Regions from separate parts of the Mus musculus genome. Here region 1 is linked to region 2. The links are chromatin loops, found by intact Hi-C in ENCODE. Cell type or tissue: left cerebral cortex. All regions are shown on one strand. Each heading gives the region's core, and the rest is flanking DNA. Links, peaks and the distances in the headings are about the cores only. Region 1 has its middle 78 kb from the start of A2m. Region 2 holds the start of M6pr (mannose-6-phosphate receptor, cation dependent).

Region 1 (16,569 bases), core at 9,307-11,806, 740 kb before region 2:
CTTTAATTCACTTGGATGTCAGTTTCATGCAGGGTGATAGATATGGATCTGATTTGCATTTTTATACATGATAACATCCAACTAGACCTGACTACTTGTTGAAGATACTTTTTCTTTTCCATTGTGTATTTCTGGCTTCTTTATAAAAATTCAGGGGTCTATAGGTGTGTGGATTTAGATCTGAGTCTTTGATTCAATTTCATTGATCAAACTGTCTGTTTTTATGCTAATACAATTATTGTTATTATTATTGTTATTACTCTGTAATATTGCTTGAAATCAGGGATGGTGATACCTCCAGAAGTTCTTTTTTTGTATAGGATTGTTTTAGCTATCCTGGGTTTTTTGATTTTCAATATGTAGTTGAGTATTGTTCTTTTAAGGTCTGTAAAGAATTGTGTTGAAATTTTGATGGGGATTGTGTTGAATCTGTGGATTGCTTTTGGTAAAATAGTCATTTTTACTATGTTAATCCTACTGGTTCATGTGCATGGGAGATCTTTACATCTTCTGATATCTTCTTTAATTTCACTCTTCAAAGACTTGAAGTTATTGCCCTTTCATTTGCTTGATTAGAGTTACCATAAAAGAAATGGACAATTTTCTTAATAGATACCACTTACCAAAGTTAAATTAAGGTCAGAGAAAAAATTTAAATAGACCTATAATTCTAAAGGAATATAAATAGTCATTTAAAGTCTCCCAACCAACAAAAGCTCAGAATTCTACCAGACTTTCAAAGAAGAGCTAATAGCAATACTCCTCAAATCATTCTACAAAACAAAAATAAAAGGAACATTGCCAAATTCATTTCATGAGGTCATGGTCACCCTGACACCGAAATCACACAAAGATTCAACAAAGGAAGAAAATTACAGACAAAATTTCCTCTTGAACACAAAACAAAACAAACAAACAAAAAACCCCCAAAACTCAATAAAATACACAAACCAAATCCAAGAACACATCAAAAAGATCATCCATCATGATCAAGTAGGCTTCATCCCAGAGATGCAGAGCTGGTTCAACATATGGAAATCTGTCAATGTAATCCACTATATAAACAAACTAAAAGAAAAAAAAAAAAGAAACACACAATTATTTCATTAGATGCTGAAAAGACTGACAAAATCCAACACCCCTTCATGATAAAAGTCTTGGAGAGATCAGGGATACAAGGGGCATACCTAAACATTTTTTTAAAGGCAATTTAAAATCTGTAGCCAGCATCAAACTGAATGAAGAGATTCTCAAAGTAATTCTAAAACCAGAAACAAGACAAGGCTGTCCACTCTCTCCATATATCTATTCAATATAATTCTTAAAGTTCCAGCTACAGCAATAGGACAACTGATCAAGGGGTTACAGATGGGAAAGGAAGAAGTCAAAGTGCCAGAAGCCATGTAGGAAAGACTATGGCAAGCAAGTGAGTTTTCTGGAGATGGCTTGCTGTTTTGCATGGCTGCCATGGGTATGCTCTGTGAGGCCAGGGCCTCAGAGACTTCATCCCAGGATTGCTCCTCACTGCTTATATGCCTTTCCTGCCACTATTACATAGCCTGATGATTCCTGGGCATTGGCAAATTTCCTGCAGATCAATGTGAAGATATACTTTCATATAATAATGTTGTTTAGATGAATTAATGACTCTATAGAATTCCTGATTTGATCCAAATAACTTTAGGAAGAATGTTTAAGGAGATGGGTTTAGTTGTTTTGCTAGAAAGATGTAATAAAGTTAGAATCAAGAATAGAATGTGCCCTCTCTTCATAGAACCATAAGTAAAGGCGGCATAATATGGAGTACAATGAGCTTTCATAAATTGCACTAAGAAGAAAAATAGGCTTGGAACAGATTTTTGATCAAGAAAAAAATCATTCTACGTCAGATTCAAGGATGAGGCCACAAGTGTGCACCACGATAAGGCAAGGCCATGTGAAACTATTGCTTTGAACTTATAATGAGCTTATAGAATGAAACACTGCTTTGAACTTACTATTGACATCCTTCTGTAACTCCCTTTTGTGTAACATTTGACCTGTGAGCTAATTTTATAAAGAACTTTTGTCTAAGAAGGTATAAAAAGGCTGAGAGAGAAAAAAAATAAAGTGTGGCTGTTGGGGCTCTGCTCCATCCACCAAATGCATGTTTGTGTGTGTGTGTGTGTGTGTGTGTGTGTGACTTTTTCTCTCTCTTTTTCTTCATTGCTGGCCTCTTAAGAGTTAAAGAAGGACACACACACACAAGAAAAAAAAGAATAGAATGGGTGTTGGGGAATAATATCCTAGAATGTGTTTATTATAAATGACAAGATACTTATAAGGAAGCCAGCACAGAGCTTTGTAGTCAAGCCTTAGAAGAGTAGAGGTGGGGTTCGCTGAATGACTGGGAGTAGGGTGGGGGGAGTTGGGTTCCAAACCAGCTTCTGTTGCCTCCCCACCTCCAGTTTGCCTGCCTGCAGGAGCCCACTCTGTCAGGAAACACTCTGGGAAGGAATTCTGATGAGTGTGGTTCAGTCACACCAAGCTGACAGCCTGGCAAAGCCACACGGCTCCCAAATTCCTGACCCCAACAAACTCTGAGGAATTTTAATCATCATTTTCAGAAACATCAATGATAAGTTTTGTCTCTGCCAGATCTGAAGCTGGGGACACTTCCAAAGTCACAGCAGAGGCATTCCTGGGAGGGAGGACTTCAAACCACTTTGAGACATGCAATGGGTCTCCAAACAAAGAAGCACAGGGTGACAGGCACAGAGCCTTCGTCGGATCTGACAAGTGTGTGTGCACTAGATCCTTGTCATGGTATGGGGCCTAAGCCTAAGCCTGGGGCTGCCAGAGGGGCCGGATGTGGAGTTCACTGGAGGGTTTATGGGATCGGAATCAGGACTGGGGATTTTCTCTTTCAGCGTCTGAGCTAGTTACCTAGTTACCTAGTTACCTTCATCAGAAGAATATACAAAATCTCACTTACTTTAAACTTTATGGAAAATCAAGGTATGGCTGGATCATAAAACAGTCAAAGCACTTGTGTTCCTTGATAGGGACAGAGAAGAGTTGAGGAAACTTTGTAATCCTTCATATCTTCTAGGATAGAGGGATAAAAGGTTCAAATCGAAGGCTGACATTTCAAAAGATATTAGAATGGGTGTATTATCCCAACAGTAATGCTGCTTACCTGGTTACTACCTGATGCTGCAAGATATTTAATCATACTGTGAACCCTCAGATTGTGTTATTTACAGGGAAAAAAAAGACTGCTGTGGTGTGGTTCAGCCTTAACGCACTTTTAATGCAAGAGCTTTCTCTTTATTGTAAACAGGATTAAATAAAGTCAACCAGAGATCAAGAGGCAGAACAAGCAACCAGAAGACAGGAAATATTAAGAAAAAGACCATAAAGAGTAAGAGGGAGTCAGGAGGATGGATAGAGAGAGACACACAGGAAGTAGAAGGGAAGACATTTGGTTTGGAAGAGGTTTTTTGAGACAGCCCAAGGGAGGGAGTTGCTTCTGGATGTTGCTGAGGAGGAAGGTCAGCTGAGTGCTTTCTCTGCCTTTCTGAGCTAGCAGGCTTTCACCTCAACATCTGGCTCCTGAGTCTTCAATGGTAAAATCTAACAATTGAGATTTCGTTAAAGAAGCAACAACTGACATGCTTTGCTGGATGATAGAAAGAGGGCTGGAGTCATCTGCAACCTGGGAGCCCTCTATGGTATGCTATCCCTGAGTACTTGAAGATACCCATGGAAGCATGCTGAGTGGTGATGTCATCCAGTGCACTGACAAAACCATAGACAGGCTTATGTCTTTCCACAGTGTGTGCACACTGCCAGATTAAATAGCAATAGCTTTATAAAGTACATCAGTTTTATGGCCTCTAATTTGCCAAATAGTCCCAATTTCCCTTGATAGCTGGCCAAGCAAAACACAGGCTATTTTATTCCAACCTTAATTATCAATTAATTCTCAGGTCACACATTATACAAAATGTATGCGAGTGGGGTGTGTGTGTGTGTGTGTGTGTGTGTGTAGGTTATAGGAGAGATAGGAGAGCTATCAAGGGTTAAAGAGGAGTTCAAAAGAAGCTGGACTGGAGGCAAGCAGAAAACTAGTAGAGATTCAAAGGGGAATGAATCTCTGTGGGGATTCTCTGATGGACACTGCAGGAGGTGCTGCTGCTGAGTCAATTTCAGGTTAGAGTTGAGCTAAGCCTCAGATGCAGTCCAATATGCAAATGAGGTACAGAATGTGGAGGCCATCGAGGCAAAGGGCAGGGCCGGATCCAGACAGATGGAGGGGTGGACAGACAGCAGGTCTAGATGGCAGACGTGTGGACAAATGAATGGCCATTTGAGGAACTTCTTCAGCAGTGGAGACAGACAAAACAAAGCCCTGGGCAGCTGGATGTTGTCTGCATAAGGGTGCTTATGTCACAGGCTAGAGTCATCTGAGAGGAAGGAACCCCAACTGAGGAGATGCCTCCATAAGATGGGGCTGTAGGCAAGCCTGTAGGGCATTTTCTTAGTGATTGCTGGGGGACAGCCTAACACACTGTGAGTAGGGCCACTCCTGAGCAGGTAGTCCTATCAGAAGGTAAGGTGAGCAAGCCATGGAGAGCAAGCTAGTAAGCAGAATGCGTACACACACACACACACACACACACACACACACACACACACACACACACACACAGAGAGAGAGAGAGAGAGAGAGAGAGAGAGAGACAGACAGACAGACAGACAGACAGACACACAGACATACAGACACACAGACACACACTACCACCACCACCACCACCACCACCACCACCACCACCACCACCACCACCATCACCACCATAGTCTTTGCATAAGCTCCCACCTCCAAGTTCCTTCCCTGGCGTCCCTCAATGATGAACAATGACATGGAAGTATAAGCCACATAAACTCTTTCCTTTCCAACTTGCTTTTGGTCATGGTGTTAAATTATGAGCCCATGTCTCATAGGTAGTGATGGCCAAATGGTGATTCTGTATCCAACAAGGTAGAGAGTCTTCATCCTGGCTGTGTTTGCATTCAAAATGGAATCATGTGTTGCTTGTAAAACTAAGTCTCCCCGTGGCAAGACATACCCTGGAGACTTGCTGGTTTATACAATATGGAGTAACTTAGACAAAGCACACCCTGACCTCACCAATGACTGACAACTGAGTTCCATGTTCCCACTCCCCTGCCTCAGAAACCCCCTCCTGAGTGTGGAAGACAAACTTCCAGAGCTCCTCCTGTCACTTGGCCAGCTCCAGATCCTCAGGCGCTGGGATGGAAGCCATCTGGCCTTAGGATGAAAGGCCTTATTGACAAATGTTTCTGCTGAGATAAAAGGCAAGAGGCCTCCTGTGTCCTCCAACACTCAAACTGTCTTCCTAGGATTGGTTTGCAACAGCACGGTGCACTGGACAATGTTGGGAAGTAGCAGGTGGAGCTCGCTGACTTGAATCCTAGCAGTTGGGGAAGTATAGCTCCCCGGCTTTGAGCAGCCACAGTGACCCCCAAGCAGCTGTGTTTTGTATTTTATCATCTTTTAAAATTGTTATTAGCTTTATTTATTACTAGCATAAATACATTGTACAAAATGAATGTTAAAACATTCTCATCCATGTATGTCATATACTCTGATCATGTCTATCCCTCATTAGCCTCTCCTAAGCTCCTTTCCACTGGTCCCTTCTTCCCAAATAAACGTCTCCCCCCACTACTCACTCCCGATTACAAGAGTTATTATTTTAAGTCTAGATTTCCTAAATGATTTTTAATGTGATATTTGTATTTCTGGTCCTGGATGATTTCATTGAACACGGTGATCTCCAGTTACATCTATTTTTCCTGAAGATGACATTGTTTTCTTCTCCGTGGCTAATTGGTACCCTGTTGTGTACACAGACATCGTTTTCTTCATCCATCATCTGTTGACGGGTGTCTGAGCTGAGTCCATAACTTGACTAGTATGAAAAATACTGCATTAAACACGCATGCGCAGATGACTCCGTGAGAGGCTGGCATTGATTCCTCTTGGTGCATGCCTCCAAGTCAATCATAAGGTACTTCTATCTTTAACCTTTTGAGGTGATTCCATACTGATTTCCATATTGGCTGCACTATTTTCCAATCCTACAACAAACTCTCCACATCCTTGCCCAACCTCCATTGCTTTCTTTGCGGTAGCCATGTTTCCAGCGTAAGATGGACTCTCATTGTAGCTTTAGTTTGCGTGTCCCTCCTGGCTTAAGGATGGCTAACATTGTTTCAGATATTTAATGGCTGTTATATTTTCTTTGAGAACTTTTTTTTTTGTCTGCTTATTGGATTTAAAAAAAAAGTTCTTTGTGTATTTAGTCCCTCATCAGATGAATAGTTAGCAAATATTTCCTCCAATTTTGTAAGCTGTCTCCCCTTTCTTGTTGTTTCCTTTATGGTGCCAAAGCTTTTCGATTTCACCGTGTCCATCTTTCATTTCTGGCCTATGAGAGTCTTATTTGACACATTTTTTTCCTTACTTGTATCTTGAAGTGTTTTTCTTTGTATTGCTTCTAGTAGCTTTAAAGTTTCAGAATTTGCATTAAGGTCTTTGATCCATTTTGAGTTGATTTTTGTACTTGGGAATGGTACAGATGGGTCAATACCATATGAGAATATTCTCTCTGAATCATCTCCCTTAGTTCCCATGGTCAGTTTTCCCAGAATTGTGCTTCAAGTCATACCACGTTTCGGCCAGAAGGGGGAGCTATGTGGTCTCTAGTCACAAGTTTATGGTTAAGGGGCATACTACAGTCTAGATCAGCAAATGGCTCAATCTGTTTAAAGAATTCTTAGATAGTTTTAACCCCTTTGTTAACAGGTCCTTTCATCCTGGTTTGGATAAACGATAGACACACAGATAAGATAAATTGCTGAAGGACTCCCAGGGTTAGAGACTCTGATTAACAAGATAAAGGCGTCTCAGTGGGAATAAATATGGGGAGAAGATTCTCTAGAGCCAGCTGCCAGTAATTAACCCCAAGGGTCCCAGCGGGAAGTTGCCAGTGTGGTATTTCAGCCAGGGCTATATGGAAACATTCTCTTGGTCTCTGATACACAGATTTTAGAGCGAAAATCATCCAAAGGGGACTCTCCCTGTCGGAGAAAAGGGAAAACAATACAATTATCAGCCTGTGGATTTCACAAAACTCCTCTTGGTGGTGGTGGTGGTGGTGGTGGTGGTGGTGGTGGTGAGCTCACCATTCTGGGATTAAGGGAGAATCCCTGGACGGCTCAGCAGCCACCCCCCTATTACAATGTGGCTTAGTTTATGTGGGCCTCAATGACTTGGTCACCCTCAAAGGAGATCTCAGACAATTCTCCACTCCCAAATATGTAGCCTAGAGGTCCTGAGTCTGGTTCATTCTCTCTGCTGATTAAAGCTTAAAGGGCAGGAAACGTTTCAGTCACAACAAGCAAACAAGTTGTATTCAATGTAAAGGAGTGCGCACACACATATACTGTACCCAAAGAGACAGGCATCCTCATGTGGGAAGGGAATCAAGAAACTGGAGCCTGTTAACCTAAGGGCTTGGGTTTGTTATAGGTTTTGGTGGCCTGCAGTGGGCTCCTCTCCCATTTGGGGTTGGTCGACTTGTATGAAGGAGAATGGGTTGATTGACTCATGGTGGGCCAGCCTAGCCTATGCTTGGTCCAGTCAGCAGCAAGAAGGTGGGAAAAGAAGCCTTGTGAGTCTTTGTCTTGGGTGAAGAAGCCAGGAGTATGGCAAGTTGCTTATCGTCTGTCTGTCTTTCTCTGCCTGTCTCCCGGGTGCTATCTGACTTCTGTGCTCCCTACTTTGACCCCACCTAGCATATCACCTGTGTCACTATGACTTTTACTCTATTTCCCGAAGACGGTGAGTAGCCTGGAGGGCATCTCAGGCACACACTGAGTCTCTTCATACTCAGGGCATCTCAGGCACACAGTGAGTCTCTTCATGCTCAGGGTAGGAGCATAACTCAGCTGGTGTTGTGGCAACCCCACCAACTGACCCTTTTCAGGTAATCTTTTATCACCCCAATTCAGGTAATCTCCCAGGGCTTTATGATCCTTGCCTCCTGGCAGGAATGGAAAAGGAGCCTCTTAAGTCGCTAAATTATGATAAAACCAAAGAGACACCCAGGGTGCTGAGGAAAATCTGGCCTTATTTTTCTCCAGCTTATTAGAAATAATGCAGACTAAATATGCAAATCTCACTATGGACGGTGATGAAAGGAAGATTATATCTTTATCCTTTTCAATCAGCACCAAATATTAGAAAAAAGTCTCGAGGATTAGAGGACAGACCCCCACACACTGCTCAGACATAAAAGTAACCTTCAAGGTCTTTAATAACAGAAGGATCTTAAAACTCAAAATTTAAATGAGGTCAGGTTAAACCGCAAATGCTAGCAGCACCTTTATTCCAGGGCTGACTGCAGGGTAACTCAGCAAAGAAAGGGGTGACTTCAGGGTAACTCGGACAAAGGGGTGACATTCTCTCCACTCACTTGGGCCACTGGGAAAGAGCTTGCCTGCTCCATGGCTGCTGCACTGCCCTGTTCCCTTTACTGGGAAAAAGCTCACCGGAAATCACACTGCAATCAGAGAGACTCCCATTCCTGCCTGTGTCCCTACAAGGTCCTAATCATGGAACAGGAGCTTGGTAAGGATTGGCTATTATTGACTGATAGGGCAAGGGATCATTGGTCCATCACTATAACTGTTAATGAACCACAGGTCAGGGGTCATTGGTCCATCACTATCACCCTTAATGAACAACGAGCAATGGTAACTTGTAAGACTATTGTAAGAAAAGTATCAGCTCAGAACCCCCAGCACCAAGTTCTCAGCACAAAGGAACAGAGCAGGGAATAAGAGACAAACACAGGAGACAGAGGACAAGGGAGAAAGAGAAGGGATCGAAGGAAAGGAGAGAGGAGACAGAGGACAAAGAACTGCCTCTGGATAGAGAGGAGACAGACATGGCCCATAGGCAAATGGCAGTTTGTAAAAATGAAGTGGGAATCCCCATGTTAGGATGAAGTGTTGAATTTTGATTAGACATGTTAATTAGGCGAGCAAAGGGACTTGTGACTGCTGGACTTCAATAATTTGATAGCCGGACCTTGGTAATCAGCCTCAGGAGGAGGAAGTGAGCAAATAAGGGACCTTGGTGCTTCCTTTAGGAATGTAATCTTTTTTTTTTTTTTAATTTTTTAATTTTTTTATTGTAAGGCAAAGGGAATGAGAGAGAAGAGCAAGACCTGCCAGAACCATGCTTGCCACATGAGAGTCCCTTCAAATATCTCACTCATTGTATTGGTTACAGGATCTAATTGTTCAGTTTTACCAAAATCTGCTGGGCCACTACAAAAGCGCCCTCTAAAACCTAAATAAAATGGCCCACTACTGTGCGATCTGCATGGCCACTCCTTCTACTATTTCTTCTTGTCTGTTCTTGCAGTCTCTACCTGTCTCCTTAGATATGGTGGCTCAGAAAAGTTCCATGCCTCAATTAGCTTCTGCTCACAACCCCCCTGTGGCAACCTCCCTCCTGTGCTCTGTCATTTAGACTTTCTTCTGCTGGGGCCTCTCAACACTCCCCTACTTTCTGTTCACCTTTGGGTCTGAGGTACCTCCTCCCTGACTGTTGCTTACCACCATCTCTCACACTGATTAAAGATCGGAGGTGGGTGACACATGACCTTCAAGATCACAACTGAAGACAAGCTGCGTTACTACTGTGATGAATCAAGAAGTGGGGTTGTTGGGCTTTTAGGGTGTCTGGGGGCATTGGCCTAGAGCATCCACAGAACTGGCAGACTGATCTGTGGAGAGAGTAGGACCTCATGAGTTGTTTGGGGGAAGGCATTAAGTGGTGGAATAACACGTCACACCTTTCATTATTGGGCTTTGGGTGTGAAATGTCATCCATAGGCTCATGTGTTTGATCCCCAGTGGGTGGTTCTGTTTGGGAAGACATGGAACCCTGAGTAAGGGAGACCTGGTGGAGTAAGTGCACCACTGTGGATGTGCTCTGAAGTTTTACATCCTCACTCACTTCCTATTTGCTCTCTGCTTCCTGACTGCAGATACAATGTGACCAGGGGCCTCTCACTCCTGCTACAATGTCTTCAGTACCTGGATGGACTGTACCCTGGAACTGTGAGCCTAAATAAACTCTTATTTTTTCCTTAAGTTGGTTGTGTCAGGTGATTTGCTACAGTAACAAGGAACTATTACATGTATATTAAAGAAAACAAAGGCCTGAACTCAGAGGATTTCCAGCCACCTGAAGGGAAAGGATAAAATTTATGAAGACAGACCCAAGTTTTCTGTGGTTAATAGCACTGGATTTGGGACATTCCCCAATGGGAAAAGGCATTCACGATGGCAGGGGCAACCATGGGGCCCATCACTGTTGCTATTGATACAGGCAGTGTATCCCTTCAATTCAACAAGTCAGGCATTTATTATGATCCAGCCTAGAGCAGCAAGGATCTAGGTCATGATGTTCTGTGGTTGGCTACAGCTGAGTGAGCAAATTCAAAGGATGGTAGCCACTTGCTTGTCAACAGCAGCTGGGGTCCTGAATGGGGTTCAAAGGGCCACATCAAAATATCCAAAGACAAAGAATGAAAGTGCTGCAGCCGCCAGCTGGCTCATTGCATGGGCTGATGAATCATGGTGATAAAGGAATCAAGGGCAGCATGTATGGAGGGATTCCATCTTAAAACTGACCAGACCCCTATTGTGTAAGAGAAAGCACTGAGTCACTGAGAATTCCAGTTATGATTTGGATTCTATGCCCTTTTTACAAGGGCAAAATATTATAACTTCTTTAACTCCCAGTACAAGCAGATTAATTATACTAAAAAGTCATTGCTTAATCCTCAGACTTGAATTGTGTAAAAGCTTGGGTACAGCTTTGTCTTTTAAAAATCAAGTTTAGTTCAATATAAAATAACAGCATAGTGGAAAAGGTCATGTCACACATTTCCGTGTATATAATGACATCAAAGCAACAAAGCTATACTACAGGGAAGATTAGTGATTGTCAGCAGGGATGAGCAAGGTCAATAGTGCTTCCAAGGGTACAGCAGAATTTCACTGAGAGACAGGAACATTTTACAACCTGTTGGTGGCGCTGCTGCACAATTCTACACATGAGCTCTACTTCATCAACCACATATTCACAGATGAGTTTGTGTAAAATCTAGGAGCTGAACGTCTGTGGCTTAACAGTGCTGTGTTCTTAGCAGCATCAGGAAATGGGAACAGGAATTAAGCTGCCAAGTGAAGCTGGAATTCTTCACGCCACTAAGGACGAGGATTTCAAGTTGAGTTAGAATTCATTAAAGAAAAAAAAGAGAACCAATTTTAATACAGATGTAAACTTGAGCGTTAAGGGGGAGAGAAAGATGCTTAGAAAGAGAGTGGTATACACTCAAAATATAGGCATATAGGCATTGGCTCTTCAAGAGAGAACTGCTTACATGTCTTAACACTAGACAGGTGTGTGTGTGGTATATATGTGTCTGTGGTGTGTGTGTGTGTGTGTGTGTGTGTGTGTGTGTGTGTGCATGTATATATGTGCAAATTTTTGATGGTCCCTGAAGTGATATTGTTTAAAGAGCTTCTAAGAAATACTTTTCTTTCAGTAAATGATAGCACAGGGTGGCTCCTGGGGAGCACTGCACAGGATTATGGGTGGGTGAGGTAAAGCCATTTATCACAAAAGTCAAAGGACTCCTCACTAGACTAAGTCACAAAGAAACTGAGGCAGAAATTTGACTATAAACAAAGCTCTTAATATTATCTTTGAGACTCTTTACAGGTTTGTATTAGAAAAAGAGTAAGGTTCACTCCAAGGCTATAGATGCTTTGGGTTTCCACATGATTCTGTTATTTTAGCATTCATATTTGTAACATCTTTTTAAAAACAGGAATACTGTCTTTATGGAGAAAATATTCCATGGTTTTTGTTAGTTGTGTTGAAATTCTCCACCCTTAGCCTGTGGAGACTTTAACTAGATTTCTGGGTGAAAGGTTCCCATCTTTTCTGATAAAAATATTGTCACAGTGGTTGTAGAAGTTTGCACTTCCACCAGCAAAAGAGGAGTGCTCCCCTTGTTCTGTATTCTCTAGCCTGATCATCATCAGAGGGGCTTCATCCAGCAACTGATCGGAGCAGATGCAGAGACTCACAGCCAAATATTAGGCAGAACTTGGGAAACCTTGTGGAAGGGAAGGAGGAAGTATGGGGGCCCAGAGGGTCTGCGGCAAGAGGGGTCTGGGCACCATGAGAACACAGCCCACAGAATCAGCTAAGCAGGGCTCACAGGGGCTCACAGAGACTGATGCAGCCATCATGGGGCCAGTATGGGTCTGAGCTAGGTCCTCCACATACATGTTATGGTTGTGTAGCTTAGTGTTCTTGTGGGACTCCTAACGGTAGGAGTGGGGGTATCTCTGACTCCTTTTCCTGTTCTTGGGCTTCTTTATCTTTTACAGGGTTGCCTCATCCAGCCTTGATATAAGGGTTTGCGCCCAGTTGTATTGTTTCTTGTTATGCCATGTTCAGTTGATATCACTGGGAGGCCCACTCTTTTCTGAAGGGAAATGGAGGAGGACTGAATCTCGGTGAGAGGGGAGGTTTGTGTGTGTGTAGGGTGGGGGTACTGGAAGGAATGGAGGGAGGGAAAACTTCAGTTGGGATGTAAAGTATAAGAGAAGAATAAATTAATTTATAAAAGAAAGAAATATAAAAAGTAAATGAATAAATAGATAAAATTTTACCACTGAGTGAAACTTGATAAATTATCCAAAATTCCCATATATTATTTTTGGGACTCTTGTGAGTATATAAATTGTTTTCTTTTGAACTAAACTTATTGTGTTGTATAGGCTGGACCTGATTTCAAGATCTTCCTGCCTCTGTCTCATGAGTAGCTGGGATTATGGTGTCTATGCCACTAATTTCTGCAGTACAATAATTTAAAAATAAAGTTTAAGGAGAAATCTTACAGTGAAAATACTGTAATCATCCCAGTATCTTTCTGGAATTTACAATTGATTGAATAAACTATGTTGTATCTACATATTATATACAACCTTAATGAGATGACAAATATATCAGCTGTCCTCATCTGATCACTGTGTACATGTATTGAAATGCCACAGTATGCTCCATAATACACACAACTTTTATATTAATGTGTATTTAAACAAAAAAAAATTGGTGGTTTGAATATGCTTGGCCCAGGAAGTGGCACTATTAGGAGGTATGGCTTGCTGGAATAGGTGTGGCCTTGTTGCAGGAAGTGTGTCACTGTGGGTGTGGGCTTTAAGATCCTTTCCTAGCTACCTGGACGTCAGTCTTCTCCTGTTTGCCTTCAGAGCAAGATGTAGAACTCTGAGCTTCTCCTGCACCATGTCTGCCTGGATACTGCCATGCTTCCCCCTTGATGATAATAGACTGAACCTCTTGTAAGGCAGCCCCAATTAAATGTTGTCCTTATAAGAGTTGCCTTGGTCATGGTATCTGTTCACAGAAGTAAAACCCTAAGACATTAATGAAGATACATGCAAAAGTAATGTGAATAAGTAAAAAAGTATGGTTTAGAGAACTAGATAAGATGTTCTAGCTAGAACATGAGAAAGAAAAGTAAAGCAAGAATGAACTACAGACCTGGGGTCCTGGACAACAATGAGAAGTAAACAGATTTGAAATTAACTACTTTCTTTCTGTTGTTGATAGAAATTAGGTACAAGGCAGCCCCAATCCACAAGCCAAATGAAAACAACAACAACAAAGTAGTCAATATGACCTAGCAGAACTCTGGGAACACTGAGTTCTACAGTGAATTTGTGATGGCTAACTTTATGTTTAAAAATTTTAAATCTCTGTGCTTAAGAGAAGTCTAAAGAAAACTTAGATCACCAAATGTTAAAAGCTGTTATGGGTTAATTTTTTACTGCTTTTTCTGCTTTTGTAAAATACATGTTTTGTGTCAGAGGACCTTCTGCTACCATCTGGACTAATGGTTCTCAACCTGTGGGTCTCCATCTCTTTAGGGAGTTGAACAACTCTTTCACAGGGGCTGTATATCAGATATCATACAAGTCAGATATTTATATTATGAGTCACAACACTAGCAAATTCACAGTTATGAAGTAGCAACAAAATATAATAAAGGGTCACAGCATTAGGAAGGTTTAGAACCACTTCTTTAGATAGACTGTAACCTTGTGTTCTTTGCCTTTATAAACCCCTGACAGAGGTGGCTGGATGTTGTATTCTGGAATCTCAAGTCCCTGGAGTAGACTTGGTGCCAGTATCTGAAATAAAAGCCTCTTCTTTGTTAAAACATATGAATAGTCAGATTGGTGGGTCTCTGAATAACCCTAGACCCATAACTTTGGGGGTTCATCTGGGATCTGGGCCTTCAGCCAGATCCACCTTCTCTTTCTGGCTGGCCTTGGGACCCTGGAGGCTCCCAGAGTACTGGAAGTCAAGGAATCAGACAGGCCCAGAATTAGAAGGGAGCCATGCACAGGTTCTCTATGCTTACAATCTATGCTTAAATTGTAAGAAAAGTAACATTGGAAACCCTCTGGAGGGATAGGTAATGATCCTGCCTGTTGTAAGCGTTTGTGAGACTCATGGAAGAACAGGATACAGTGCTGAATCCCCAGTCAGAGAGACTGCCTGGGTTATGCTGGCCCTCATTTGGTTTTGGTTTGTCTGGGCCATAAAATTGTAGAATTTTTCTGTCTGTTTTGTATTGCTTGGGTTATTTGTATTTGTGGTGCTGCACCGTTTTTCTTTTTAAATCTTAAATTCTAATCTTTAAACCTTCTTTGTTCTTAACTTACTTTGTTCCCTTTCGCTGGTCACTGGATCCAAATGTTTTTATGTATGGGTGATATTAAATTGTTGTTTTATCCTGTGCTGTTTCAACAAAAATCTGGCTCTGGAGTTGAGTTATAGTTCCCCATCCTCTAGACCCATGCATGTTTGTTTAAAGGTTTCCTTCAAAATCTCCATCCTATATCAGGCAGACCACCTCAGTATGTGACTGAGAAAAGAGAGCAAAACAAAATGAAAGAGACAGACTATTACCAATGGGGACTATTGCTATTCATCTCATACTTTTTGATTTTTATTTAGCTCTAAAACTCTTGCTAGAGTGTGAATCTTATCCAATGATTTGAAAGACTATTACATAATAGTCTCATCACTTTCTGTACCTCAAGATTTGTAGGTTTATTAGTATGGCTAAAGCTCTGTAAAATCTGTAACAAAATATTAACTTAAAACTTATGGCATGGGGGTTGATGGTTGAAAATCTATAATCTTAATTTACTACAGGATATGGCATATGCAACTTGGATTCAACTCTTGTTTAAAAGAAAAGGGTGATTTTAGATAACAGTGGGTCTCCAAAATATTTTGGATCATAATGTTTTTGTTTGTTTCTTTGTTTTTTTGTGGTGATTCTTGTCCTGAGTACAAGAGTTACAGACGAGGGGGAAACATTTTGGTACATAACACTAAAAAGGCTATGATGTAACAATTTTTATTCCCTAATGAGGAAGCAAATGAGGTTTTGTTTACTGTATCCAGTAACTCTTTGCTCATTTTATTTTATTTTTTTTTATTTTTTTTATTTTTTTCAATCCAGGCCGGGGGTGGGGGGCTACATGCGAAACCTTATCATGGTCCATTACTTACCTCGTAAGGATGCAGTTTGAAACAATATATAGTTCTTTTTTTTTTTCTTTCCATTTTTTTATTAGGTATTTAGCTCATTTACATTTCCAATGCTATACCAAAAGTCCCCCATACCCACCCACCCCCACTCCCCTACCCGCCCACTCCCCCTTTTTGGCCCTGGCGTTCCCCTGTTCTGGGGCATATAAAGTTTGTGTGTCCAATGGGCCTCTCTTTCCAGTGATGGCCGACTAGGCCATCTTTTGATACATATGCAGCTAGAGTCAAGAGCTCCGGGGTACTGGTTAGTTCATAATGTTGATCCACCTATAGGGTTGCAGATCCCTTTAGCTCCTTGGGTACTTTCTCTAGCTCCTCCATTGGGAGCCCTGTGATCCATCCATTAGCTGACTGTGGGCATCCACTTCTGTGTTTGCTAGGCCCCGGCATAGTCTCACAAGAGACAGCTACATCTGGGTCCTTTCGATAAAATCTTGCTAGTGTATGCAATGGTGTCAGCGTTTGGATGCTGATTATGGGGTGGATCCCTGGATAAGGCAGTCTCTACATGGTCCATCCTTTCATCTCAGCTCCAAACTTTGTCTCTGTAACTCCTTCCAAGGGTGTTTTGTTCCCACTTCTAAGGAGGGGCATAGTGTCCACACTTCAGTCTTCATTTTTCTTGAGTTTCAAGTGTTTAGGAAATTGTATCTTATATCATTTTAAAATATGGATAAATAACAGGTCTTCTGGATGTCATCTTTATCTCAGAATAATGTCCTGGGTTCAAAAAAAATGTTCGTCCTTGAATGTTT
Region 2 (16,569 bases), core at 6,847-9,346:
TAACCCTGGTCCCTTGTGCCTTTGATATAAGATCTCCATAAATGTTACCGTCACTGAGGAACTTCCTTTGGGTAGCAGTCTCTCTCACCCCTCATCATTTGAATAAATTTGATGTTGGGCCTATGTCCGGGAGCCATTTATTAATGTCCTGTGTATCTTTGATGTATGTAGCCTGATATTATCTAGGGCAGTATCAGTTCAAAGGGATTCTGTGGAGATCGTGGCAGTTTGCTGGAACTTACAGCAGAGACAGTGCTAGCAGGAAACATCCTCTCCTTGGTAAATGGGGATGTCTTGTGGAACCATTTGATGATCGTGTTGGGAGCCCTTATCCTGTTCTTCCCACAGTATGGGTCGGATGTATTCTCCCTCACATGAAGAAAGTAATAACATGTTCATTATTGAGCATCCTAGTAAATATGTTCATATTTCGTTTAAAAAAAAAAAAAAGAAGAACCCATCTTATGAACCAAACCATGTGTGCGCTGGAAAGAGCTTTAATATCTTAAGCTTTGTCTACTCACCACTCACTGGGCTGAGTTAACTGTTATCAGAAAATAAATGAACGGATAGTTTGACTCTCAAAATTCCTGGCCCAACAGGATATTTAAATCGGACTGATATTCTCTCTCTCTCTCTCTCTCTCTCTCTCTCTCTCTCTCTCTCTCTCTTCACTGCAAAGCTTGCAGGTACTGTCCAGAAATAGGGGACAGGGTGAGCAGAGCTGTGAGGAGCCACAGGTATTTATTTCATTAGCCTGGAAGCCTGGCACATGCTTTGGTATGCTAATAGGGTACCTCTGCTAGCCCTTTGTCTCTAATTTCTCTTGGACCCGACCCCTATCTGTCCACTTGACCACCAGACTTCATAATGGTATCTCAAAACAACCCCAGACTCAGACAGCTTCATCCAGCACAGAAGCAAATCCGGAGGGGTATCCTATACATGGCTTTCCCAACCTCGTCCATCCGCTCCTCTAGCTGGCCTGTCCACTTACAGTCTCTTCCTTTCACGAACACAATGGAGATCTAATTCTTCTCCATCCTATCTCCGCTCACTCTTCCTTGCCAGAGCTCAGTCCTTGTCCCTCAGCAGGAAAAAAACAAAAAACAAAAACAAAAAAAACAAAAAAAAAAAAAGAGGCAGCCGGAGGACACCTAACTGCAGCTTTTCTTTGTGCGTGCCCGAAGGCTGCTAGCTGAGGACAGCTTTCCTCCTCAGCCGGTCTCCCAGCGCTGATCAGATACCGAAAGTGCCGAAAGTGCCGGCTCTAGCTCTAACGAAGGGGCTGCCTCAACACGCCTCTTCCTCTCCTTCTGGGAGCTTCTCTGTAAAAAACATCCCGGTTTCTCGGCTTCCCATTCTTTTTTTTCCTGGTCCAGCTCCGCTAAACCCCGCTCTTCCCCTCCTTGTCAGCACACCACCCCTACCCCCTCGCAGCCCCACTTGCCAGCTCACCACACCATCCCTACCCCCACCCCACCCCTATCGAGCATCAAAGACCTCCCTCTAGCCCTGTTTCCCAAGGGGAAATGGTCCACGCCTCCACTTAAAGTTTCCCCTCCTGGCCAAAGGAAGAAAAGCACATAGCTACCTTCTCAGCTCCTCTAGAAAGATGAATTCTTCCCCATCCCCCTCGCAGCTGATTTGAGTCCAATCTCAATGAATATATATTGAGTCCAATCTCAATGAATCAATCTATGAAGAAATCCCCCTCCAGCTCAGTATGTCTTAATGTAACCTACCGCAACCCTGCTCCACCACCTCACCTCCGGGAGTCAGATTATGACCCTAGCCTGTCCAGACACAGTTGCATTTTAATAGTGTTCAATTTAAAACATATTCAATTCTCAAAGTCCCAAGCTACCTTATTTAACCTGCAAAACCCTTTCAGTGACACCGTTGGCCTTCCTCAACCTCCCTCTCCCCCTCCCCCTCCCCCTCCCTCTCCCTCAAACACACAGTTTCTCTCTCCCCTTCCTCTCCTTTCTGCAACTAAAGTCCTTGCTCCTCCAGTCCCAGAGCTGTAGACCAGCCTCCCACGCCCACATCCCACACCCCACACCCCACCCCACCCCTGACACACACACACACACACACACACACACACACACACACACACACACACATACACCTATACCGCTGCTCTCAGCTAAAAGCAATTCACAAACTTATAAAGGGTAGGACCACCCATGTAGCAACCCTTCTCTGCCTTGTCTAAACGCCCCATACAACCTACTTTCAAAAGTCTTGTGGAAGATTCCAAAACCTTCACCCAGTGCTCTACCAGTGTCCCGCTATGTATTATTTGTTTGTTTACCTGCTGCGGCTGTGTTTGTAAGGGTCTTATTGAGACCTGTCCATATCATCTTTCTTAAAAATGATTTATTTTTATTGTATTCGTATTGGTGGGTTTCCAGCACATATGTCTGTATGCGGGTGATGGATGTCCTGGAACTGGAGTTACAGACAGCTGTGAGCTGCCATGTGGGTGCTGGGATTTGAACCGTGGTTGGAAGAGCAGCCAGTGATCCGGTCCCTTGTCCATATCATCTTATATCTCAAAAGCAACTTAAATAATAATAAGTCCACTTTTAAGGTTACAGAGTATCATACACGTGGTTTTTAAGGTGTGAGGCATGTGTGTGTTAGTATGTATGTGTACGTAAACATTTTAAGGTGCTGTTTCTGTTCAAGGACATCTTGGAATTTGGAAATAATCCTAACGTGTTTCATTATGTTATGAATATAATTTATATTTGGGGATAACAACAAAATTCTACAATGCAATTTCCTGAGTATTCATTAAAAATGCAATTGTTTAGTTGATTGTTTTTAAAAGACTTATTTATTTATTTTATGTATGTGAGTACACTGTAGATGTCTTCAGACACACCGGAGGAGGGCATCAGATTCCATTACGGATGGTCGTGAGCCACCATGTGGCTGCTGGAAATTGAACTCAGGACCTCTGGAAGAGCAGTCAGTGCTCTTAACCACTGAGCCATCTCTCCAGGCCCTGTTTAGTTGATAAAAAAGAAAGAAAGAAAGAAAGAAAGAAAGAAAGAAAGAAAGAAAGAAAGAAAGAAAGAAAGAAAGAAAGAAAGAAAGCCGGCGTGGTGGTGCACGCCTTTAATCCCAGCACTTGGGAGGCAGAGGCAGGTGGATTTCTGAATTCGAGGCCAGCCTGGTCTACAAAGTGAGTTCCAGGACAGCCAGAGCTACACAGAGAAACCCTGTCTGGGGGGGCGGGGGGGAGGGACAATAAAACAATGGAGAAACATCTAATAGGAAAATACAGGAGAAACAAGAAGTTACATCAGGCCTTGACAGACGGGGAAATGGGCCACAGGAAGATAATAAAGTTGGCAAACTTCTGGCTTCTTCCTGGCCTCCTGACCAGACATAACAGCCTAGCAGACTAATTTTTCCCCCACTCTGCCAGGAGGGGACTCCTGCCAGCTAACCAGGAAAGACTAACTAGCTGGATAAACTCAAGGGCTGACCTCAACCTGATCCCTCAAAGTTGTGGGCTTATCAGCTTTCCCGGTCTAAACTGGCCAGTGCTGAATTATACTTGGCTTGAACTGGCTCATGTAATTGTCTGCAGAGAGAAGATAGGGAAAAGGAGCTCTTCCACTCCCCCATCCCCCACCACCTGCCCTCACCCCTCACCCACAACCCCCACTTTCCCTGCTCCTGGCTCCACTTCTTCCTGTCTCAGTCTCAGCACCAATCATTTCGTCCTCAGAGATAACTTATCATTCTTGTCTTTCTCTCTCTTCCTTTCTTTCTCTCTTCCTTTCTTTCTCTCTTCCTTTCTTTCTCTCTTCCTTTCTTTCTCTCTTCCTTTCTTTCTCTCTTTCTTTCTCTCTTTCTTTCTTTCTTTCCTTCTTTCTTTTTTTCTTCCTTTCTCTCTCTCTTTCTTTCTTCCTGTCTTTCTCTCTCTCTCTTTCTTTCTTTCTTTCTTTCTTCCTTTCTTTCTTTCTTTCTTCTTTTTCTGTTGACAGTGTTTGTCTGGGTAGCTTTAGCTGTCCTGGAACTAGCTCTGTAGACCAGGTTGGCCTTCAGATGCAGAGATCTGCCTGCCTCGGCCTCTTGAGTGCTGGGATTCAAAGTACGAGTCACCATAGCCCAGCCAGTAAGCATTCTTAATCTCTGAGCCATCTGTCCAACCCAGCTTCTTTACTTTAAATTAAAGTATTGGGGTAGGGGGAGAAAGTTGGCTCAGCAGTTAAAAGCACTGGCTACTCTTCCAGAGAAGCCACGTTCAATTCCTAGCACCCACAGGGCACCTGGCACCTCACCTCTGTCTGTAACGCCAGGTCCAGGAGATCCTACACCCTTCTGCTATGTGCAGGCAAAACACCAATGCACACAAAATAAACATTAATTAACTTTTAAAAAGAAATGTTTTTCATCTGTTGTTTCTTCCTGTGTGGTCGAGATCCCCCTTCACTTTCCCCCTGCCTTTTACTTCTTTAATCGGTAAAGAAAACAACCCACTAAAGACCCCTAGAAACAGATATAAATTGTATTTTGGACCAAGAAGATTAAAGAAAAAGGAAACTGCCTTTAGATGAGAAAAGATGTGAAGTTTGGTCAGTCTGACACAGTTTAGAATCACCTGGGAAGATGGTCTCAATGCAGGACAGTCTAGACTGGGTTGGCCTGTGAGCATGTCTGTGCAATTACCTTTATTGCTTTAATAGAGTTGGGGAGATCTGCCCTTTGGGCAACCCCATGCCGTGGGCCCTCACCATCCTAAACTGTGTAAGAGTGCTGAGTGAGCAGAGCACACACAAGTACACATACACTTCATCCTTTATCTTGACTCGGGGTGTGACAGGCTGCTTCCAGTTCCTGCTGCCTTGACCTCACTGCAATGATGGACGGGAATCAGGAATTGTATTTATTTTACCTTTCTTTAAACCCTTTCTCTCCTAAGTTGGTTTTCATAAGGTATTTTATCGCAACAACAGAACCAAAACTAAGTCAGCAAGGTCAAAAATTGTTCTCCCACAACTGTTTGACACAATTAGACAATGGTTACAGTGTTGTAAACAGTTTGCAACACTTGAGCTTGGTAAAGGATGTCATGGTAAGAGCTAAGTGCACTGTAACTGACGTTTGTTCAAAACAAAACAAAAGCCTAAGATCTACTTCCATAGCAAGAGAGTAATGTGTTTATAGTTAACTAAAGATTCCTTATGCATTAGGATCTTGATGGACATTTCAGCTTGACTTAAAATACAAGATCTAGGCCAGACATGGTTGAAGGGACTCTGGCCAGCACAGCTCTGGCAAGCCTGGCCTTTCTTCCCCACTCCCTCTGCCTTACCCTTTAGATTATATTCCTAAAGCTAGCCAGCAAGGTCTATTCTCTTATTTGGCCAGTTCCTCCTCCTGAGGCTGACTACCAAGGCCTAGTTCTCAAAGTATTGAAGTCCAGCAATCAAAAGTCCCCTTTGGTTGACCTAATTAATATGCTCAAACAAAATATACCACTGCTTCCTAGCCCATCCTAACGCAACCCTCCCCCTTTTCTCTTCTTAAAAATTTCAACTGAGTCCGTGCAGTGGTGGCGCATGCCTTTAATCCCAGCACTTGGGAGGCAGAGGCCGGTGGATTTCTGAGTTTGAGGCTAGCCTGGTCTACAGAGTGAGTTCCAGGACAGGCAGCGCTACACAGAGAAACCCTGTCTCGAAAAAACAAAAAAACAAAAAACAAAAAACAAAAAAAAAAAAAAAAACAAAATTCAACTGAAAGGTCATTTGCTGCTGTTTTCCTGTCTGAGTCAGAAAGCAGCCACTGTAACTGTGCTTCCCTGCTTAATAAAGGCTCTCTCTGTGAAGACAGGTGTTTGAGTGTGGTTTGTGTCCAGTCCAGCGTAGAAAGGAAGCCCCCTCCCCTGATCTTGGAGTCTCCTAACAATGGTTGATTGCCCTCACACATTTCATTCCAGCACACAGGAGGCAGAGGAAGGCAGATTCATTTGAGTCCCAGGCCAGCCAGGGAAACATACTGAGATCTTGTCTTTAAAAAGATACAAAATAAACACATAGTGGTTTTTTGTTTGTTTGTTTGTTTTATTTTGATTTTTTGAGACAGGGTTTCTCTGTACTTTAAGGATGGGAGGGAGCAGTCAGGGTAGAGAGACTGTTAAATGGTTAGGAGTTCTTGCTGCTTTTATAGAGGACGGGGGTTCAGTTTCCAACACCCACATCTATGGCTTACAGCTGCCTATAACTCTGGATCCAGGGTATACAGCGCCCCGCTCTGGCCTCCTTGGGCACCAGGCACAAACACAGCACATATACACACATACAGGCAAAACATTCATACACGTGGGAAAAAAATATTTTTCTAAAATGATGTGGGAGAATCAAAAGGACAAAGGAGACACCCATTTGTTCTTAGCAGTATCCTATGCCCTCCGAAGCAATGTCTCTGCCCCTCCATATGCTACATGCTTCTGTGGCAGAAACCACACCCTGGCCAAGAAGTCTGAGTCTCTGACCTGTGGTGAGGAAGTGTTAACCTTACATTTTTGAGTTGTTTCCTCAGCCTCTGAGGTCATAACAACTGTCGAATCACTATTTCAGTATATAAAGAACCACTTATCTTTCAGTAGTTGATCATCTTACTAGAAAACAAGTCCTTACGGGAAAAAAAAAGGTAAAGTGAGACAGTCTGTAACTGACCAATATTCTCAAAGTTCAAAGGTCAAATAAGACAACCAATTGCACCCTGTCTCTCACTCGGCTCCTATAGCTGGGGCCTGGGAAGCAATGGAAAGGAATGTTTATTGGAACAACTGTTGATATTATGCATGACACTGAAGACTAGATAATAATAATACTGAGTTCATCTTATAGCTCCTGATTTTGATAATTATACTATTATTACAAAAAATGTATTGTTCTTAGGAAATACACTCTGTTATGTTTAATGGTAATGAAGGCAGTAAGCATTAAATTGTTCAAAAATCAATTAATGTGGAAGGGAGCAAGAAAAAAAGAGAACTCAAATAGAGTACTTTTTTTGGAGACAGGGTCTCACTGTGTGGACCAAGCACTCCTTTGAATTTGCAATCCTCCTGCCTCAGCTCCTCCAGCGCTGGGATCCAGCTCCTTTGTGCTCCTTCTTACACTTCCCACACGTGTTTAAATTAGTAAAAGTGAAAGTTGCAGAGACCAAAAATGTATTTAGCCTTTGAAATATGTTCAATGTTATCAGTTTGACAGACATCGATAAACATCAAAATTAAAATCCACCTCGAAGTGGTTAAGTTAAATACATGCATAACAAGAAAGTACTGGTTTCCAAAAACCCCTAGGCAGAGCAGAAGTGGAGTTCAGGAAGGATGTGTCGGCCGCCGAAACACAGCCACAGTGAAGTGTCGAGAAGTTGAAGGACCACTCTCAACACAGCTCCCCAGCCGCTGGACAGCCTTTATCTACGTCAGGGACCTTGAAGTCTGTTCTGTGAGGCAGAAATTCAAACATGCAAAGCCCTTGGACTGGGCACAGAAACCCTGGACTGGGGAGAGTCCGCCCTGCTTCCATTCCCACAGAAGACTGGTCACCCAACCTGCTCACGCAGGATCCTGTTACCAACACGATCCCCTCTGTGCAGCCCAATGCTCCTTCAGACAATGGCCTAGAAGCCAAATTTCTGAAGTGGAACTGGAAGTAATCAACGAAGCCGGTGGGAACCCTGGGAGCAGGGTTTAAAAACAGATGAGACAAGGGGCTAGAGAAAGGAGGGGTGGGGAGGGATAGACCAAAACTCAGGATGTATACTGAGACTTAAAAAACCCCAGTAGTTGGTAAGCTAATTAAAAACATATATTTAAAGGAGTTTGAACAGATGTGTCCTCTATGGTGGGCAATGCTGCCTTCAGAAAACATGAGTTCTAAAATTAAAATTTTGATGCCAGGCATGAGTTGCTTCCATATGAGTTATCGGTCAGTAGGGCTCCAGGGGCACCTAATACAATGTAGGTTATTATTGCTCTTGGATGCTCACCATAACTAAATGGGTAAGTCTCTATTAGGAAAGAAGACGGCTCATTTAGTTAGCAAGATACCAAGAACTTGATCTTGAACTGAGCAGGCGCCCCCTGCTGGCTAGCATTCATAGTGCTGGAAGGCGCTCTGCAAGACTGATGAGGGAAATTGATCTTTGATTTCACTCAGCTCTGGGCCCTGCTTGCTGAACTACTTACTGATCTAGCAGGCAAGATGTGCCACTGGGTTCATGGTTCATGGCAGACTTTTCCTGAGCAGTCGCGACACACATACACATTGGCTCACCCCAGAAAGGGAGCCTGTGGAAGACCCATGTAAGTACTGGCACCGAGGTCCAATATGGTGAACCAATGAGGGTCACTAGCAGGAATGTGGGAGAGGGGTCCCTTACAAGGAGTAGGGATGATTCAAAGGCAGCCGTGTCACCAGAAAGCCTACCCCAACATAGGTGATGACTCCTGAAAACTACAGCCCAGAGCTCTCTACCTATTCCTCTCCTTCTGACCTTGGTTTGGGCAGTCAGAGGCTCCACCCCAGCAACTCTCTACTCTCTTCTTCACTGTTGACATGGGCCCCAGTGACTCTTCCACGCTTGTGTTATTTAGGTCATGTGACCTTCTGCTTACCTCCTGAGGCCCCCTCTGTCTTCTAGTACCTCCTGGAAGAAATGTTTCCATTTGAAGAAAACGTTACAAATCTAAGGAACACATTATGCAACAAAACTGTTGACTGGTGTAACAGCTGCTCTCTTGACTGGATCTGAGGACTTCCTACAGGAGGATATTGACGTCTGTACCGAAACCCCAGGCTGGGGAAAGAATAGGCCGCAGGGGAGAATCTGATGATATTGTTTTGCTAAATGGTAGCGCTGCCAAACTGCCTTCTAAATAGTTATGTTTCGATTCACAGATCTGAGCTGTTCCCAGCCTTAGTCAAAGAAGCTTCCTGTTGCAGGTAGTAGAGGTCAATGCAGAGACTCGTAACTATTCAAAATGCTAAGACCGAATAAGTGACTGAATGCCCGGTAACAAGTGGGACATCTTTGTCAAGCCCTGCCTCAAGGAACATTTCAGGAGATAGAAGTGGAAAGAAGGGGAGGAGCGTGGCTGTTTATAATGCATGCCTTTAATCCCAGTACTTGAGAGGCAGAGGCAGGAAATTATCTATGCGTTTGAGGCCAGCCGGATCTACAGAGTGAGTTCCAAGACGACAAAAGCTACATAGGGAAACCGTGGTTTTTGTTTGTTTTTGTTTTTGTTTTTGTTTTTGAGACAGGGTTTTTCTGTATAGCCCTGGCTGTCCTGGAACTCACTTTGTAGACCAGGCTGGCCTCAAACTCAGAAATCCACCTGCCTCTGCCTCCCGAGTGCTGGGATTAAAGGCGTACGCCACCATGCCCGGCCGGGAAACCGTGTCTTGAAAAGTAAAAACAAAACAAGCAACAACACAGAAATCAGGTTCAGCCAGATCCCAGCAGCTGCAGGGGCTCAGGTCTTCAGTGGCTCTTTCTGTCTCCCTTTCATTTCCGGAACCATGGCCTCTGCTCTGACTGTCTTCAAGGTGTTCAATGACATGAAAGTTCGCAAATCTTCAACACCAGAAGTGAAGAAACGCAAGAAGGCGGTGCTCTTTTGCCTGAGTGAGGACAAGAAGAACATCATCCTGGAGGAAGGCAAGGAGATCCTGGCAGGAGATGTGGGGCAGACTGTGGACAACCCCTAACCACTGTGGTCAAGACGCTGCCAGACACGAACTGCTGCTATGCACTCTATGATTCAAGCTATGAGACCAGAGGGAAAGGAGGGCAGCACAGAAGGAGGAGGGACAAATAACACCAAGGCTTTCTGATAAACCCTCATGTAATCTTATTATTTAATATTTACCTAAAATTATACACAATGCACACACACATTCACAAATAATATATATATATATATATATATATATATACATATATCACACTATGTATATGAAAGTTATGCCACTTGAGCTGAACACGCTTCCCACAAGAACCACAGACTAACAAAACCCCCAGTGGAAAGCATGCGATGTCTCTAAAATGGTTGGTCAGGGCAGTCCAAGTGACCCTTAAAGCAACATAGACAATGGCTACTGCCTTCGGTTGCCTCTCAGAGGTCAAAGGTAAGCTCCTCTTGCTGAAGACACAGCACATCTAGGATACAGGGCTCAGACTGTATGAGCTCGATCTAACCCGAAAGCCGCATTCCTGCAGTATAGCTTCCAAGGTACCAGAAAATACTCTACAAGGTGCCAGAGAAGGGGCAATTCATAGTCCTACCCAGCTGTGGTACCTATAAATCGCAATGGCCAGCATAGCAAGACATCCATAAAGGTACAGTAGATGTCCCTCATATGTTGGTGGTAACCAGCGGCTGTCTGGTTGGACTTAAGGCCCACTCAGCAGGAGGAAAATTATACCTGGTACTAGAAATCTAACTTCCCAGGGCTGGTAGGATCTTAGAAGAAAATGTACTACCAATTTGCAAGGTCAGCATAATTCCTAACTGCATTCGAAATCATATCCTTAGGCCCACAGATAAGTGTAATTTCACCATATATCAAATAAGCATTTGTTTACAGCAAATGGAGACCATTGTAGCTGGTCTTTGCGACTTTGTGGGTTCTTCTTTCCTCCACCCTTCTCTCCCTCTCTTCCACTCCTTCAACATCCTAATATAGATAGGAGGGAAAAAAAGGATAGAGGGGAGAGAGGAAAGGAATGAGATCTCTGAAATCTAATTTCCCTTCTTGTTTCTTCTTTGAGCACAACTACTAACAAACCGTAACCACCACCACCACCCCCAATGATCAACAACCACCCCTGCCTCTCTGCACATACCCTCTGAAAAGTTCTCAGAATTCCAAATACCACCACAGAAACTATCAAACATATTTGCCTTGTGCTCTAGCAGGGACTAGCAAAAACCACGTCCCCTGTCAGAGCACAAGGCAAATATCATAGCCAGCTGTTGTGGACAATCTGAAGCAGCCCCAAATCCCACACCTGGGATCAAAATGGAAATATGTTCTTAAAATTGTTTTCTGTGTTAAAGAAGCCAAAATTCCAAAATTCTCACTACAGACCATCACAGAAAACCATGACAGGACACGGTGCAGAGATCAGCAGGTGGTGAGGGGCCTAGCCACAGTGGCTACCTCTACATCACAGCTCCTGCATCTATGACTCAGGACACATAAAAAAAGAGGGGGGCTGGAAAAACCGTAAGAGCTGCAATACCAGGATGTCTGGTGTGAAACAGTCTCATAGAAATGGTGGCAAAAACAAGATCTAAACAATGGCGATATCAATATGCTAACAGAGAAGTGAGGCTATGCCATACAAAGTGATCATCCTTGAAATCATGTACATACAAACATAAACAGATTCAGCAGGTTGTAGTGTATCTATGCAAATATTTGTAACTATAACAATTAAAGAAGATGAGACCATCAGTCTGAGTGGGGGACATGGGGAGAGCTGGGTGAAGGGGCCTTCGAAAGAAATGGAAGAAGGAAAAAGTCAGAAGAAGGGGAAGTAATTATACTTTAATTAAAATGTATTAAAACTTTTAAGTTAACTTTTTTAAAAAGTATAGGACACTACGGTGTTAGCAGTTTAAGCACAGTTCTACCTCTGACATGAATCCCTATCTAAGCAGAGTGAGGGAGGTGCATGCAAAAGCACGTGAGAGTAAAAGGGGCATGAGCAGCTAAAGCCAAAAGAAACTTCAGAGGAAGAAATGAGTAACCTGGAGAGCGAATCCAGGAAGCCGCAATTGTTTCAAACCAAGCTCTAAGAACAACTAGGGCTTGAGAAGTGGATAATAAATCCAAGGAGTCTTCAAATGACCTTACCAAAGGCACAAAGACACGGGTCCCCCCAAACTGAAGTACAGGCTAGAGGGCCGGCACACATAGGGCAGGCGCCTTTGATATATGCCTTTGACAGTATGCTTATCTAGCAAGATGCCACAATAGGAAAATTCATTGCCCAGGTAACAGTAACAATAGTTATGTCCCGAAAGAATTAGAAAATTCTGAACAAAGAAAATCAAGACAGGCAGGACCTATAACATTCCACTGTCTGGGTAGCAGAGTCAACTGCAAACCAGAAGCGAGCCCAGCCGACTGATGGCTAAACAGCGCCTCACAGAGGCCACCAAGGTAGCAGAAGAGTCCTAGAAACTACAACTCCCAGAGAGCTTCGGGCGAGGGAACTACAACTCCCAGCAAGCCCAAGGAGCGACACTCTTTGTAGTTCCACAGATCGCCCTCACGTACTGTCTTCAGACCTATTGGGACACCTGGCGCATGACCCCGCGTGGATGAGGAGCGCCCGCCCAGAGTCCCTGGAGGCGGAGCTCGAACCTCATTGGTAGAAAGGCGACCCGAAAAGAAGAAACTGATCTTGACAATCTCCGAGTGATTGGAGTTGATGGGACCGGGGAACAGCGAACTAGGCTGCTGACCAATCAGCGTCCAAAAGAGAGACCAGGGAACCAAGGTTCTGCGGTCACACGCCGCGGAGTCTAGTGGGAGGAGCAGTTGCTCAGCAGGCTCTCGCTGCTTCCTGTTTCCGGCTTCTGGAGCGGGGCGCATTGAGGCGCCTAGGGAAGCGCTGGCTTCAGAGAGGAATCGAGGGACTGGGGTCTGCGCCCCCGCACCCCTGATCTCCGGACGCGTCTTCCAACCTCAGAGACACATTCTTGGGGGCTTCTGAGCCGCGGTTGCTCTGTTTTCCCGTGACACGTGAGTGTTGGGGGCGTGGAGGAAGCGGGCTGGGGTCCTCGCACACCTCTGTACTGAAGGAGGTGCGGACCAGGACTCTCGCTTGGCCGTGGTTCTGGCTGGAGATCCTGCTAGGGAGCCCTAGGGAGGACTTGAGGCAAAAGGCATGAGAACGGAGAACGCCAGACTTCTAGGAGTGAGGAAGAGGAGTTCCAAGATCAGAGAGGGATTTGAGATGTTTTGAAGGTTGGAAAAGGAAAGTGCTCATGTGTGAAGTGTTAACTGGATTCTTGTAGAGAGAATTTTGACCTGTATCGTGGGAGTAAAGTGGCGTCATGGCGTCATTTGGGGGTAAGGTATGACTTTGAGTAGATAGAAGGCGAGAATTTCCAGACTCCTGGAAGAAGTTCGAGGAAGGTCTGTTAGCATGGTGTGGAAAAGAGTGACAAGAGTGTCTTGTGTTTCTGTGGAGACTTTGAAGCACAGAACTACCTCCTTGGGGCACTTTAAACATTGGGCCTTTCTGCCAGTTGAGACTGATCTTAAACGTGTTGGCTGCAATGAACCAGGAGGAAGAAAATAAAGCCCTCCATTAGAAAATGGAAAACGGCCATGAGTGGAAAAATGCGTGCAGGGCTGAATGAGGTCAGCAGTTTCCCAACCCCTAACTTAGTCACTCGGCGTCCTATAGAGAATGTTTCAGCATTGCCACTAGATCTGTCTCTATAGAATAAGAAAGGGGAATTCTCAAGAGCCTAAGATCCTGTTTTACAGCGTCTGAGAGTTATAAGTGCTTGCACTCTGGGGATCTCTTTGGACCATGCTAAATAGGAACTGCCCAGCTTTCAGTTTTATCCTGCTCTCTATTTGGGCCTGTATTTATCAGAAGTTTGACCACAAATGCCTTCATGGCATTAAGTCATCCAGGTTGATTTAATATTTGTGTAGCCTAGGACAAGTAACTCAGTGAGCAACTCTAAGCGTCAGACCCCTCATCTTTTCTAGGCTGTGTAACTAACACAATGCAGGCATAGCATTTCAAACATACACCACACTGAATCAAGGAGAAGCAGCTCAAAATTAGACTCAAATCTTAAGCTGGGAGAAGTGTAAAGTTATTCTTCTACTAACTTTTTGAACGTTTAAGCAAATGACAAACAGTTCCACTCATCCAGTGCCTACCGTGGCTTGTTTTAATTTTTTCATCCTGTCCCAATTTTGTGAAATTCTTTGCCCTAATTTGGGAAGAGAAAGCAGCAACAGTTAACAAATGAGGAAATAACTTGGAGGCCAGAGTGCACAGCATTCATTCTGTGAGAGCATCCCTCCAGGATATGTCCTGGGGAGCAAGCGCCTCAGAGCCCAGAATGTTACTTTTTTTAAATTAAATCCTGAGAGAACTTGCAGAAAATGGCACCGAGTAGGTTAACAGAGGAGCTCTAGGTGAGGTGACCGGTTGAGCAATAGCTGAGCTCAGGGGAGGGGAGAGCTTAAACCTGGGCTCCTTGTTACAGTTAACTTCCAACTTCCTGGTCTGTTTTAAAAAGGAGAAAGGCAGCTCTGGGTTGGCTCCCTTCTGGATAGATGACTCTGGAGCCATCCATCTTACTCCATTAGCTGTGTCAGTGGCATTTGTTCTGTTTGTCCTGTAATTTTTACTTGTGAAACAGAGACCGTTAAGTTTAATACATGGTTTGGAGAGGATTGACTAGTTAATGTCTGGTAGCATTTCAGAGAGTGCCTGGCTGAAGGCTGTCCCTCTGCTGCACATGTTCTGTAATGTCCTATCTGAGATGAGTTAGGAGTGCCTTTGACCTCTTGGCTACGTGTGATTACTGGGTGGAAATAAATGCCTTGTAAATGTTTGTATTGGTGAGTTGATGTGGGGGGCGGGGGAGTATGGGTAAGTGTGTTACCCTCCCTGCATATGGGAAATGGAAACTCAGATGTACCTTTCAGGGAGAAAGGGAAATGAATTTAGAGCACAGGGTTAGAGCTTTCACTCTCTTGTGGAGAATGTCTGGAAGAGTTAACTGTCAAAAAAAGAGTAAAACCATTATAAAATAAACAATGTCAATGGCCTGAAGGGTTACTAATAGATACTAGTAGAAGCCTTGTGCAAGCATCAGTCACTATGGCCTAACTATGAAGGTAGCCAGCTTTTCAACATTGAAATAGAACATTGTCATCCACGAATATGTTGGGCTGCATTCACAGGTATCAGGGGATATATGTGTCCAATGGGCCATAGTTTGGATGGGCCTGTTAGAATAATACAAACAGAAAGTGAACTCAGAACTTTAGAGTGTAAAAAGACAGCCATCTTACTGAAAGTTTAGCTGGCCTTAAGATTTGTGACTTGAAGGGGCGAGGTAGATTTAGGAAGACTTCTGGTCACTCCTTTTGACCCAGTGAGTTTTCTTCTGTGATTGGGTGATTTTTTTTTTTTTTTCCCCAGAGAAATGGCACATAAGTAATTGAGGTGAGTTAAGGTACTATGGCTGCTTCACCCACATTCCACATGCTTCCAGTGAATGTGAAGAAAGATTGTTGGATGTTCCCTACTGATATGTTAGGGCCCAGCAAAGTCAAGCTTCTCTCTCTTCCTTACATTTTTCATAATAACTTCAAGCTAGGATCTGTGTAAACCATGATGGGATGTTCCAGGGAAGGCCACTGACTTAGGCTTTATTTATAAACTAGTATTTGACTTTGAAAAATGGGATACTACAACATAAATTCATCAAACAGTAACAATGCAAAGATGGGTGCACCCTGGCTTATATTTTCTTCCTCTTAACATCCCCCTCCCCCATTTGTTTCGCTGGGTTTTGGGTTTTAGAGGTTTTTGAGACAGGTTGTCTCACCAAGTATCTCTTGCTGGCCTCAAATTCACAGAGGTCCATCTGCATCTGCCTCTGAGTGTGGAGATTAAAGGCATTTGGCTCTACACTGAGCCCCCGTTTGTTTTGAAGCAGTCATGCTTTTTGCAGAGTCAAAATGCCATTATTTTTTGCACAGTTGTGTGATTGATCTGTTTTGTTTCTCTCCTGATCCTGCCTTCACCTTCAACACACTCTTCCAAAAGAATGTTCCCCTTCTCTGGCTGCTGGAGGACTGAACTGTTATTGTTGCTACTCCTGGCTGTGGCTGTGAGAGAATCCTGGCAGATAGAAGAAAAATCGTGTGACCTGGTAGGAGAGAAGGATAAGGAGTCAAAGAACGAGGTGGCTCTCCTGGAGAGGTTACGGCCACTGTTTAACAAAAGGTAAAGAACCCAATGGGGGGCTGGAGAGATGCCTCAGCGGTTAAGAGCAATGACTGCTCTTCCGAAGGTCCTGAGTTCAAATCCCAGCAACCACATGGTGGCTCACAACCATCTGTAATGAGATCTGATGCCCTCTTCTAGGGTGTCTGAAAACAGCTACAGTATGCTTACATATAATAAATAAATCTTTAAAAAAAAAAAAAAAAGAACCTGAGAGGGAAGAAACTATCTAAGGGTCTAAGGGTCTTTTCTCTTTCATGAGTTTACTTTAGGTTTAATGTGGAAGGGGTGCGGTACAGGCTCTAATGTGAACTTTAGCAACTCTTAGTTTTATTTGGCTGTAATACATCCCCTTCTTTGATACCAAGTTCACAGCCATGATACTATGTATGTTTTTCTTCTCTTTCACAGAAAAGTATCAGTTTCTAAAGACAGGGTCTAAAACACCAGCTTGTAGAAATTGGAACATTACTTGATGGCTTCATATAAGACTTTAGAAACCTCAAACAGACACATGTA

Evidence for each region. Peaks named below come from ENCODE experiments on the same cell type or tissue, not always from the same donor. Only the 100,000 strongest peaks of a DNase experiment are listed, where the experiment ranks them.
Region 1: a loop joins it to region 2, with 11 times the contacts of the local background. A loop is called at or near these places in 19 of 42 quality-filtered maps.

The regions. Positions count from the first base shown.
Region 1 is chr6:121,549,916-121,566,484 of GRCm38, forward strand. No RefSeq gene overlaps it. Among named protein-coding and RNA genes, the nearest start is that of A2m, 78 kb to the right of the region's middle. In left cerebral cortex, for the core only: a CTCF peak has its summit at 11,180; DNase peaks (open chromatin) are centred at 10,621 and 11,195.
Region 2 is chr6:122,296,364-122,312,932 of GRCm38, forward strand. It overlaps M6pr (mannose-6-phosphate receptor, cation dependent), which reads left to right and starts at 12,357. Exons shown (of 7, transcript NM_010749.7): 1 at 12,357-12,803; 2 at 15,871-16,050. The coding sequence starts at 15,872. It also overlaps the pseudogene Gm6637. In left cerebral cortex, for the core only: CTCF peaks have their summits at 8,133 (motif pointing left) and 8,346; a DNase peak (open chromatin) is centred at 8,125.